Linked DNA regions of Mus musculus: region 2 is linked to region 1. The links are chromatin contacts, found by POLR2A ChIA-PET in ENCODE. All regions are on one chromosome and are shown on one strand. The core of a region is the stretch at or near the end of the contact, and the rest is flanking DNA. Distances in the headings are between cores, read along the strand shown. Region 1 holds the start of Zxdc (ZXD family zinc finger C). Region 2 has its middle 43 kb from the start of Klf15.

Evidence for each region. ChIA-PET counts read pairs that join two places held with the same protein, here RNA polymerase II (POLR2A).
Region 2: POLR2A ChIA-PET joins it to region 1 with 12 read pairs in Patski. The contact joins the enhancer-like site here to the promoter of Zxdc in region 1. POLR2A ChIA-PET finds 5 or more read pairs at or near these places in 3 of 5 experiments (Patski and embryonic stem cell).

Annotation. Positions count from the first base shown.
Region 1 is chr6:90,366,290-90,372,918 of GRCm38, reverse strand. It overlaps Zxdc (ZXD family zinc finger C), which reads right to left and starts at 3,425. Exons shown (of 10, transcript NM_173002.3): 1 at 2,351-3,425; 2 at 225-377; 3 at 54-132. The coding sequence starts at 3,260.
Region 2 is chr6:90,502,500-90,509,128 of GRCm38, reverse strand. No RefSeq gene overlaps it. Among named protein-coding and RNA genes, the nearest start is that of Klf15, 43 kb to the right of the region's middle. Within about 2 kb of position 3,013, at least 1 of the 3 ENCODE cell types and tissues checked has a DNase peak (open chromatin) inside an H3K27ac peak, as active enhancers do.

The DNA.
Region 1 (6,629 bases), core at 2,176-4,675:
ACATAGTTCATGTGCTTTTAGAACCTAAATGCCAAAATGTATGGTTCGTTTACCTTTTGTGTCTTAGAAGTTTGGACATACTGGTGAAGGTCCAGCCACAACTGTCTGAGTCACAAATAAATGGTCTTTCACCTTGTAAAAGAAAAACATGACACAGCATAGCCATGAGCACGACAGCCACCACAAAGCATGTGTCTACATGAGGTGCACACTGCAGCTCATACCTGTGTGACTTCGCAAGTGAATTTTCAGTCGGCAGGCTTTGTCATATTGTTTATTGCACCCAGGAAAGGAGCAGGAAAAGAGCTCTTGCTCCCTGAAGTGGGCTCGATTATGGGAAAACAGGGCACTCACTGTGATGAACGTCTTCTCACAGCCTGAATGAAGAAAGCACAAGCTCAGCTCTCAGGACAAAAATCACACAGTGCAGCTCACACAATTGATAGTGGCAGTTCACAATGAACAGACAAGGAAAGCCATGCCTCAGAAACCAGGTCTGCAAAGCTAGGTCCAGCAATGCTTAGCTTTCTAGAAGGCACAGAAGGTCCTGTCGCACATGTGATATGCAACACTCAGGTCACCTGTTGCAGTGTGATGTAAGAGTAAGAGGTTGTCTTCCAAACATAGCATTTGCTGGCCACTTTTGTAGACAACTCTGCAAAAACTAGGTTTGTCTTTTACAAACTCAGTTGGCAACGCTGTCTGAAACCAAAGAAATGAGCAGGACAAACTAAACACTAACCATCAAGATTTAGTCGGACACAGCTTTGCAGGGCTGCAACCATCCTACTAGCTCAGATTTTCTGTCCCACTAGAGTGGGAATCTGCATCCTCCACACTTTTCAATTCCCTCCAGCTTCTGCAACTGACACCCCGCATCTTACCATCTGGTTCCTCTTTATCTTTTACCCATTTATTCAGGTTGCCAGCTTCACCTCTGTTCTCACAGCCCCATCTCTAAAATACAATCACTATACAGCCCTACATACAAGTAACAGCCCAGGGAATTTCTGCTCCATCCAAAAATCCTCTTCCTTAGCCTCAAGCTGTCTGCTTTGCTATTTAGGGTATATGTGATTAGGTTAATCCAAACATTAGCATTCTCTGCCTTAGCAACAGTCCTCACCACCCCCTATCAATAGGCAAGCTCTTTCACCCTGACTCTGTGATCTTTTCCTGAAGCCCCACACCATTCCCACTGCCACTTCCTAGCTCATGTTGTCAAAACAACCTCTCCTTGACTGGACACGAAAAGGTGGTGTTCCCCTGCTCCTTCTCCCAGCTTCTATGGAAGCCTAAGTGATCTGCCAGCACAAGACCCTCAGGGGCACCTCATGCTTTTAAGTGAGTGGACCCCTGTCCTTCCCAGTATGATAGAGAATGGTGCTACCTTTGCTAGGGTGAGAGCAGCCATCATCATTCTCGGATTAGGAAATGACTGCATGTTTTCAATCATCAGCCTGATGATTTCTACATCAGACTCTATCAGATATGATGTGCACGCTAGAATACAACAGTAGAATCTGTTGCTTGTACAAGTTAAGTCTGGTTCTTCCTCCCAGCCCCATACAACACACAAGATATCCTTTTCAGGTGCTATACCCTACATATAATAATAATCTTCATATGAGAATAATCTACAATGCACATTACTAGTGCAGAGTGTATATAAATGTTAATGTGCAAGCTAGATGCTGGCTAAAAGTAAAAAGAACAGACATGATTCCAGAAACTGATTAGTCTGTCAAAAATCAGTATAAAAGACACAAAAACAGCTGTGTCACACACCGGCTCCTGATGAAGGAGCATCACTCTATTCATAATATTGGAAAGGACAGGGGTCTGATCCAATGTTCGAGGCGTCCTTGGGAGCTCTGTGTCCTCTAATCAATGGGGCTTCCAGAGAGGCTGGAGAGGGACCAGAGAAGCACCAATGTGTGCTCATTCCCTCAGTATTTTAAGGTGGCATATTTCGATTTATGTATCTTGGACCTCTGACTCCTCTGGTATTGTTGAACGAGTAGACTGAGAAAAATAAAGTCCTGACTCAACTCTGAGAAGAGGTCACTTCCAATGTAAGCATCTTAACAAAGGTTTGTACCCTCCCCACGGATAGCTGCGATTGTGCATGCCACTTGGCTGTAGGAACCCAGAGCTTCATATCTAAGTACCTGAAAGGGACTTCAAAACAAACACGGGAGTGTTTTTGCCTTATTCTCATTTAGATCAGGGCGCGTAACGCCTCCACCCCGACCTCCGCAAACCCTGCCCAAACAAGCGACAGTTTGGCCCTTGGGTCCAGACCCCGCCGGGTCCCGCCCGCCCCGGCAGGTCCGCGTCTCCAGCTTACCGGGGAAATCACACTTGTAAGGCCGCTCGGGCTCGAAGTGGCTGCGCTGGTGGGAGTTGAGCTTGGCGTGTGTGGGGAAGCGCTCGGCGCACACCTCGCACTTGAACAAGCTCTCCTGCTCGTGGCCCTTCATGTGCGCCTTGAGGTTGTAGACGGTGGTGAACTTCTTGCCGCAGCCGCCCACCGGGCAGCTAAAGGGACGCAGCTTGTCATGCGACTGCAGGTGCCGTTTGAGCTTGTAGGAGGTGGTGAAGGCCCAGCCGCAGCCATCCAGCGGGCACTTGAAGGGCCGCCGGCCCTGGAGGCTGCCGTGCGTCAGCAGGTGCACCTTCAACTGGTGCTTCTTGGCGAAGCTCAGCGCGCACTGCGGCTCCGGACAGCGGTAGGCCGGGGAGCCAGCGCTAGCGGCCACCGGCCCGCGGCGGGACGCAGCAGCGCTCGAGGGCTCCAGGCCCGGGGTGGTCGCGGGATGCAGGCTCGGGGCGGCTGGCGCGGGCGCCGCAGCCAGCGTGAAGACGCCGCGGTCGAAGCGCACCAGGAGGTCCTGGTTGTGGATGGTGACCGTGCCTGCCAGAGCTGCGCCGGGGGCGGCGGCCGGGACCTGTTCCGTGGGGCTCGCGCCCGAATCGGGCTCGGCCTCCTCCTGACCATGGGTGTCGGCCGCGCGCGGCACTTCCAGCAGTACCACGAAGGAGTCGCCGCCGTCCTCCGGGGGCGGCGGGCTGGGCCCCGGGGCCTCCTCTGGACGCGGCCCGGGCCCGCCATCTTCCGGGCCCCTCAGCAGCAGCAGGCGACGGCGCCCGGGACCGGCACCGAGGGACGGCCCCGCGCCGCGGCGAAGTCGGCTCGGGCCACCGCCATGTTGGTCTCCGCGCGTGGCCGGGGCGGCCAGCACCGCCGGGAGGTCCATCTTAGGCCCAGCTGAGGCGTCCGAACCGCAGCCACCGGAGAAGAGCTGCCCAGCCCTGCCAGGCATGCGCGCGACACCTAGGGTCCGCCCCCCGGGAGCCTCTGTCAAAGCTGAGCTTAGACTACAGCCCAGAGTCGCATCTCGAGCTGCGCGTGCGCAGGAGCCGTGGGCGTGGGCGTGGCGCGCGAGGGCTGTCGGGACTGTAGTCACGAGGAAGCCCAGGGGCTGGAGCAGGGGCGGAGCCTCCAACTTGTCTTGTGCTTGGAGTCCCAACTTGGAAAAAGAGGGTCTTCAGATTTGGGCTCCTACTTTTGCATCTGGGTAGCGCAAAGGAATGAAAACTGATTGCGTTTCTTAAGAGTTCCTGTGCCCTCTGTACTTTGAAAATACGAGCTAATTCAACCTGTGATTGCCAAGTGTAAGGAAACAAGTCAAGTTTACCTGTGGCCACATGATCCAGAACTGACACTCAGGCTTTGAACCTCTCCACTTTGCTTGTCATCTCTCTATGACCTCGCCGAAGAGCGCGTCTATCTGCTGCTACTGTGCCACCGACCTGATTTGCCCTGTAGCAGGTCCTGATGGGATCCCTACCTAAACCACTAAAGACATTCCGTGTTTCCTTGATATATGTCTGCCTTCTAAGTTGCTGGTTGTTCCCTGAATTCCACAATCCCCCTTGTCTCATACGGATTCATCTGGAATCACACCACTCCTGTCATCACCACTCAAATTCAAACTTATTTCACTCCTAGGTTCTCAAATAGCTAAGGAACCTGTCTTCCGCTCCACCTTTACCCAACTGTCTCCCCGCCCCCACCCATTCCAGTCCTTTCTGCCTCCAGCCTGTTTTCTGTAGGTCAGGCTTTAGTCTTCTGAAAGTTCAAATACTATTAAAACTTTGCCAACCTGCCATTTGCACCTACACTGGTTTACCCCCATTTCCCACCAATTTGCCCCTTAAAATGCAAGGGTATCTCCCTCCCCCTGTGTCTCCCTGAAGAGGGATGGAAATATGTCTACACAAAAACTACTTGCATGCTTATAGTAATCTTTGTTACAACAACTCGCCAGGGGAAACAATGCAAGTGTTCATTGTCAGATGAATATATATTCATACAGTGGAATATTTTTGAGCAATTACAGAGTTTTGCAAGTTATGTCATGACCAAACCTATGAAAAATATTTCAGCCACAAAAGAGAATGTGCTATAATGCCATTTATATGAAATGTCTAGAAGAGCTAAGTTATACAGACAGTAGATTAGTGGGAGATGGGGAATTAGGGCTAGCCTCTAATAGGGATGGGTTCTCCAAGGAGCAAAAGTTTTTGGCATTAAAAGTGTTGATTGAACAGCACATCTGATATACAAAAGCTACTGACAACAAATGACAGCAATGACACGTCTGTATGCTTCTATTAAAAATACATTTAAAAAATGAGCACAGAAATAGCACATCTGTTTGTGAAAAACCTTACCTGTCTGTATATGTGCTTATGCACTCTGTGATGGTTTGGATATGCTCGAGCCAGGAAGTGGCACTATTAGAAGGTATTGGAGTAGGTGTGTCACTGTGGGTGTGGGCTATAAGACCCTCCTCCTAGCTGCCTGGAAGTCAGTATTCTGCTAGCAGTCTTCAGATGAAGATGTAGAACTCTCTGCTCCACCTGTACCATGCCTGCCTGGATGCTGCCATGTTCCTGCCTTGTTGATAATAGACTGAAGCTCTGAACCCGTAAGCCAGCTCCAATCAAATGTTGTCCTTATAAGAGTTGCCTTGGTCATAGTGTCTGTTTACAGCAGTAAAGACCTAACTAAGACAGAAATTGGTACCAGGGCCTGGGGTGTTACTGTGATAGGTGTTGCCATGGTTTTGTTTGGAAGAATGTGGATTTGGGGACTTTGGATTTGGAAAGCCGTGTAATGCTTTAAATGGAGTTTAATGAGCTATCCTAGTAGGAATAGGGAAGATGTTGTTGCTGTGAGTGATTTCAACTGTGCAGACTTGGCCCAAGAGGTTTTAGGGGAGAAGACCTCAATATGTGGCCTAGAGACTGTTTTTGTAGTATTTTGGTGAAGAACGAGGCTGCTTTTTGCCCTTGTCTGAAGAGTCTGCCTAAGGCTAAGGTGAAGAGATTCAGATTAAGTGCATTGACAAAGTCTCAGAAATGCCCATTTTAGATTTTGTTCTCTGGTTAAGTCTCATGAAGAGCGGGTTGAATAAGCATAGCAAGCTTAGAAAGGGAAAATATAAAAAATATGATTTGAGTATTAAAGGGGCTCCAGGAAGTGAAATGAAAGTGAAATTTCTTTTCTAGAAAGATCCTTGATGCCACCTCCATGGTGAGGTGGAGAAAGGGGTTTTTGAGTAGGTTCCCTTTGGCACTATCGAGTTTGTAGTTAGGCGTGTGTGTGTGTGTGTGTGTGTGTGTGTGTGTGTGTGCATGTGCGCACACATAGGACAACTTAACAACAGTTCACTCCTTCCACTGTGTAGATTGGGGGTTTAACTCAGGTCATTGGGCATGGTAGCAGGTGCCTTTAAGCACTGATTCAGCTCAATGACTCTAGTGAGTGTTTTAGACCACAAACAAGTATTTTAGAAATTAAATTCTAGATTTAGACACTATTTTCCTACTATAGAAAATGTTTTGATAGTTCATTTAAAACTTAAAGATAGAATTATAATGTGATCCCCATAGTTAGAGTTCTAGATGCCGACCCAAGAGCTGAAAGAAAGGCCATGGGTAGATACATGCACATCTGGCTCACAGCAGGATTTACAGGAACCCACAAGCCCTTCAGTGGCTGAAGGGCTAAGCAAATGTGGTTCATCATACAGAGTTTGTGGAAGGGCATTCTGCTATATGCTGCCACATGGAAGAACTCAAGGACATGACACAATGGGTGAGTAAATCAATCACAGAAGGATAAGTGCTATATGACTCTACATCTGTGAGGTCTCTGGAGCACACAATACAATAGGGTGAAAGTAAACTGATGAGTACCAGGGACTGAGGAGGGGGTAGTGTCAGCTTGGGGTGATGAAAAGCTGGCTCCTAGACCTAGGTCAGAACTGCCGCATAGCATCATGGGGTGCTTCAGGCCACTGAATTGCATCCTGGAACTTAGTGTGAAGTGGAAACTTAAGGGTTCTTTGGAAAATCAGTTGTGTTGGACGGTGTTTTGCTGGGGCAAACATGTGAAAGACTGTTTTTCTGAAGTGGACACAGGTGAAAAGACTAGGGTAAACTTGTACAGGAACATTTGACTAACACAGACACAGGTGAAAATATGTTCTGCTAAAATAAGCATGTGAAAGGACATGTGATAAGAGATTCTTTGCTAACAACATGCATGTATTGGT
Region 2 (6,629 bases), core at 1,764-4,263, 140 kb before region 1:
CCTGAGGAGGAAGCCTGTGGCCATGCCATCAACACTCTCTGCGCAGCTTTCTCTGCACATACCCTCAGTAAAAGGCTCAGGTCTGAGAAGATAGGCTGGACACCCAATGCTGTGCCAAAGAGAGAAGTCAGTATCCGTCATCCTGGGGGCAGGGTTGTCATTTCAGGACATCAGACCCTCTGTGGACCCACCTATCCACTAAGAAGATACAAGCAGTGGGGTTTGTCTATAGGGGAGTTCCTGTTGTACATGCCTGTGGGTGCCCACTGTGCCTTGGACATACACCCCCCTGTGATGTGGATATACAGCCTGTAGCAGGTGTGAACCCCACCGTACTGTCAGAGGGTCTATGACATGCTTCTAGTTAGTAGGTGCAAGACCCTGAGTATACACCCTGGCATATGCAAATGTTTGTGCAGGATATGGTGTTGGTGGGCCTGAGAGTGTCTATTATATCACCTGCTGTGTTCTTAGACCCTGTATGTGCCCTACTGTAAATGGTCTGTGGCCCAGGCCCATATAGCATACCATGGTGCTATGGGGGCTCCTGGCCTGGCTCACTTCTCTCCCAGGTGTCTGCCCCAAGTATCTGTTACAGACCAGAAGGGCAGAGACTTGTTCTCCAATCCCAGGCTGAAGGGCTGAAGGGCAACCCTGGGTGGGGAGGTCGCCAGGGCCTGCATTCCTGGCCTGGAGCTCTCTGGCTGGAATTTGTACATTCCATTCATAACATTCCCTGAAAGGGAGGGGGCAAAGCCCAAGTTAGTTAATAAGAGGGAATAAGAAAGAAGGGCTTCTTGCGACTCCAGGCTGTGTGTTCTGCTTGCCCTGGCACAGGCCCCAGTGGCTGAAATGCAAGGAGCACGTGAACTGTGTACTGAGCAACCTGGCACTGGCCACCTCTTAAGCCTGCCCCGGGGGCACCTGCTACTGGCTGGCGTTACCTTCTCCTAAGGGCTGGGTGCACAGCCTGAGACTTAGGGACTCTAGAAGGTAAACCTAGGCTCTCTATCTCTCAGGTAGTCCCATAGCAGTGGCTGAGTCCCAGGGTGACCAGGATAGGTAGGGATAGCCAGTGCCACCTCCAGGGTACAGAAATAAGTGGAGCAGGACTGTCACCACTTCTATTACAGACAGACAAGTGCAGGCTCTGGGAGATAAAGTCCAGGTGGCCGTTCTTTTTCCATGCCTGTATAAAAGCAGAAGAGAAGACAGAAGATTAAGGGACACAGGAGGGAAGGAGGCTCTTCACCTTGGGTCCAGTTCGCATTTCCTTTTGGCTGGAAATCAGAAACTTTGACAAAACTGATAAGATCAAATTGCCTACAGATAATGAGTGTTTTCCTAAAGACAGTGCCCACAAAGCTGTTCAAAACAACTGTGCTATGTGCTAACTTAGGGACAGGATGTTGGTGACCTTGAAGCTATGCATATTAGCATTCCCACCATCCCTATTCTAAATGCATGCCACAGACCATTGCTATTGCAAATACACTGGGTACTGACAAGTGTAACTCATATTTAAAAACATTTCACTCACCCCTTAAGCCACTGCACTCAGGAGACAGAGGCAGGCTTATGGATGAGAAGTCAACCAGGTTTACATAGTGAGCTCCAGGCCACCCAGAGTTACAAAGTGAGACCCTGTCCCAAAACAAAACAAACAATGAGGACAGCAAAAAGAAAAGTCATCTCACGCAGTTCCTCAGCGATGCTTAATTAAGAAAGTAAAGGGACCCCGAGATCTATGAGTCTATTCTGGATCCAAACCCAAGTCCTGTCCCTGAAACCTGGAGAAACGACTTTAAGCACATGACACTGCAGCTCTCAAAACCACACCTTTCTCACCGGGCTACGTGATCATAAATGAGATTCCAAAACCACAGCAGGCTGCCAAAGCATGCAGTGAGCAGATCCACACAGCTCCCTGCACGGTGGAGGGCTGTCCCCTGTGGGAAGGCTGGCAGCTGCCCTGACTTGGGCTCTACAGGCCCACAGTGCCTGGAGGCTCTGGAGGGACTCTTAGCAGCTATTCAAAGTCCAGCAAACAACAAACCGAGCCCCTGCCTGTAGCATTCACCCAGCTTGGCACTTTCCCCAGGCGGGCATCCGGCCATCTCCCTAAGCACACATTTTCCTACGTGTCCAAGGTGTGAGAAAAGCAACAGTCTCGAGTCTGGGCTCACGGGAAAGGCTTGGTTTTAAAGGCTGTGTGTTTTTTAACTCGATATGAAGTACATTCTGTAACTCTTGACCAAAATACCAACTGACGTAAAGCAAGCTCCTTCACGAAAAAATATTTTGCTTGGAGATGGATCCCTGAACGCTCGCTCATGGTGGATGAAGTATCCCTTTCCTCCGGCAGGCTGTGGCAGGAAGGCTGGAATGGGGAGGGTCGGTCACCTCTCCTTTCCTGCAACATCCCTGCAAAAAGCTACTGCCTGAGAAGGACACTGAAATAAGACATTCAAGGAAAACCACCAGGGCAAGGAGCCCTTCCAGCTGAAGAGAGAATTCAGTAAGGTGGCCAGCTACAAAGTAAACACACAAACCCTGTGGCTCGCCAAATACCCCAAAATAGTTGTAACAAAATACACTGGGGGTAAAAAAGATCCCATTCACGATTCAGCAAGGGATGAGAAATTCCTGGGAGGAAGCTAGGCAAGGAAACACATATAACCATACTGAAAAAACACAGGATTAGATTATTTGGTAAACAAGAGAGACAGGGCCTGGGGTAGAAAGACACATTAAAGGAAAAGGGGCCCATTTTCCAGCAAAAGTGTTTGACGAGGAAACTAATCCAGAATTATGTTATCAGACATTAAAGCTAAAAGCCTTTGAACATTACGTTCCGGATATGGATAGAAGAGCAGAAGAGGAAATGTGTGTGTCAGCCTGAAGCACAAACATTAGCACGTGAAGACATGACCTTCCGAGTCTGCTGTGGAAGCTCTAGGCTTTTTTCCAATAAACCACTTGGGCTAGGGCTGGGGGTCGGCTCTGTGGTTGAGTGCTTGTCCCGTGCCTGTAGATCCAGACCCAGCACCAAAGAGGGTGGGGGAACAGGCAAATGGCCAGCCCTTGGAATGAAATAAAGTTAGATGCCTATTTTTTGTTCAGATGGATTAAAGATTCAACACAACTTGAAACCACAAAAACAGCCAGAGCATATTTCTGTGAATATTTATATAATCTAGGAGGAAGGAGAAGAGCCCACTGAACACAAGCCAGAGGTTGAAACAGTAAAGGTAAAAGGTGACTGGATCCGTTCAGAAAAACAGTACACACTTCTCTGTGTCAACAAACAGAAGCATTCTCTGCATTAGCCACAGACTCTGTCAGGGCTGAAGCAATGGCTCAGTGGGTAAGAGCACTGGCTGCACTTTAGAGGGCCAGGGTTCAATTCCCAGCACCCACGTGGCTGCTTGTAACCATATACTTCAGTTTCAGGGGATCTGTCACCCTCTCCTGGCATCCACAGGCACTGTACATCTTACATGTAGGTACACATAAAAAAATGGACTCTACTTAGCAGCCCTTGCTGTAGCCCCCTTACTTCAGAAGACAGAACTTGGGTACATCTAGCCCTGAGGATTCAGCTGGTGGCGGAGAACAAAACCAGAACTCCAGCCTTAATGGATTTCACAGTCCATTGGCTCTGGATGTCCCCAGAGGCCATCTGCTAAAGGTCCCCAGAATGGTGCTGGTGGGTGGCAGTAGGACATTTAAAAGGCTGATCATGACGGGAGGTCTTTAGATCCTTGGAGATGAGCCCTGGAAAGGCAGCATCTCTCTGACGTCTGTGGAGTGGGAAGTTTTGCTCCACTAGTTGTCATTGCCATGATGTGCAGCCCTCCCACAAAGCAACAGGACCAGCTGGCCATGGACTGAGCCCTCTGAAAACATGAGCCAAAATGAGCCCTTCTCTACAGCCAACTGTCTGGTATTGGTTATATGATGCAAGGCTTAGTGATAGAGCTGACCTCCAGACAGCTTACAAGAAACATATAGATTATCCGTTGAAAACCTTGGTCCAAGCACAAGTGAGGACCTGGGAAGGCAGCTCAGGGGGCAAAGTGCTGCTATACAAGGGTGGGGACTAGAATTTGGAGCCCCAGCATTCAGGTAAATGTTTAGTGGGCCTGGAGGCTTGCCTGTAATTTTAGCCCTCAGAAGGCAGATACAGGGGGATCCTTGGAGCAAGCTGGCTCGCTAGACTACCTGAATCAGCTCAAAATTCAGTGAGAGATTATGACTCAATGTATAATGAGGAGAGCAGTTATGTAAGATGAACAATGGTTAACCTCTGTAATTTGCATACACACAGAGGAATATGCATATACACACCACGCATACATGCATATGTAAACATGAAAGTGAGCCAGGAATGGGGCTCATTCCTATAACCCCAGCTGAGGTTGGGTGACTGCTCTGAGTTCCAGACCAGCTTGTACAACTGGGCAAGTCCCTGTTTCAAAAAACCAAAACCACCAAAGCAAACAAAAACCTCCACAAATAAGCCGGGCAGTGGTGGCACATGCCTTTAATCCCAGCACTTGGGAGGCAGAGGCAGGTGGATTTCTGAGTTCGAGGACAGCCTGGTCTACAGAGTGAGTTCCAGGACAGCCAGGGCTACACAGAGAAACCCTGTCTCAAAAAACAAACAAACAAATAACAACAAAAAAACCTCCCCAATTGCACAGGGTTGAGGACACAACTAGAGTCACTGCAGGTGGCAAGTGGTAATTAACCTGGAGACTTTTGTTTTAGGAGCTACAATCCATGAGAAGAAGCCTTCTGGAATCTTCTTTGGAACCTGATATGGATCCTTTTTATGGACCTCTTCCATCTCTGTACGTTTAAAGAACAAACAAACAAACAAACAACACCTTTTCAGCATCCCTCCATGATCCAAGTCAATTTTCTTTTGCTTGTACTATCAAGGAACAGTTGTTAAGTTTTTTTTTTTTTTAAAAGAGGACAACACTAAATAGTGTTGTAAAGGAATATTCCTAAATACAGAGATTGGGTGGGGCATGGATAAGCTGTCTACATTTGAACAGATTTTTATTTTAAAGTCAGCTAGAAAGCTATTGGCTCTCCACTTAGGAAGATATACATGATTTTCTTTTATGATTTGTAGAGCGTGGTTAAACACGTTGTACAGGGAATTCAAGGATATGGGGTGATTCATGATCTTGACAAGGGAAATAAGTGGCTAGGAGAAGACTATCCCACCCCTCAATCCCCCCACCCCTTCCCCAACCCCCCACCCCTTGATGGAGGGTGTAGTTCAGGCTGCCCTGGGGATGAGAGACAGGGTGCTGCTGTCTGGATAAAAAGGAAGCAGTGAGCTGAGTCTGAGACAAAGCCTTGTGGGGCTGAGGACAGTCAAGCATGCCCAGGCTGGGCTATGGTCACACCTCTAGGGGTAGGTGGGCCTTGGGTAGGCTAGATGGGGGCAGGGGCTAGAAATACAGACTCTGTTGACAGGCTTCCAAGATCCAACCCAACTTTCTCTCTAGTCTTGTGTTCCCAGGTGCATACCCAACAGTGAGCCACAGCTCAGCTTCCTCCTGTTTGAAATGTGAGAGGAATAACCTAGGGGCATTCAGGCATTGGATCCATGGTACAAGGCACATGAAGCCATGTGTCTCTATTCTTTCCCTCTAGGGCAGCTGTTCTCAAACTGTGGGTCAAGACCCATTGTGGGGAGGTCACGTATCAGATATCCTGTATATCAGATATTTACATTAAGATTCATAACAGTAGCAAAATTACAGTTATGAAATAGCAACAAAAATAATTGTATGGCTGGGGGGGGGGGAACGGGGTTCACCAGAACATGAGGAACTGTACTAAAGGGCTTCTCTAGGGTCTAGGGTTTTCCATCCTTTGATACCAGGGAGCCAGGGGTAAAGAAGTCAGGGGCTGTCTTGTTCCCATCCTCCCTGGGGTATTATCTGAGTGGCTTCTTCTCCCTTGTCCTTTCAGGCCCAGAGGGTGGTAGCTTATATCTTGCTAGCTTGGGACCTCTCTACCTCTTGGCCTTTTGTTTACATTGTGCCCTAATGGCCTTCAGCCCCTTCCCAAAGCTTCCTCCTACTTCTACTGGGCTTTTGACTAACCCAAGTTCCCTGTGAGGTTTCTCTGTATCTAACAGAGCTCTGGTGTGCTTTCTTCTAGAACCTTCTCAGGTGCATCAACCTCTATCTAGTAGTAGATGACCTCAACCCCAGCAATGACCTTTGAACTCTGGAAAAGATGCCTATGTCCTTGGGCTGATCTTCATGGTACTAGCCATCTTGAGCAAGACTATTGGCACTCTTGCATGGGAGACTGTACCCAGTGCTCACTTCCCTTCCCTTCCCATCCTGCCATGGGCAGAGGGGGCCCAGCCCTCAGTGGCCTCACAAAGATTCTTCCATTCATTAAGCAAGAATCTGCTTCACTGGAAACTGATGACCGCTGTCCTCAAGCCTCTGCCATTTGAAGGAGAATAGCTGAAGTACTAGAGACCCTCAACAAGATTCAGCTATTTGGGGCGTCCTCTCCCAGGAGGGGCTAGGCATGGTCATTACACCCTCACCAGAGAGCCCAGTCACTCCCACCTGTATCCCACTCAG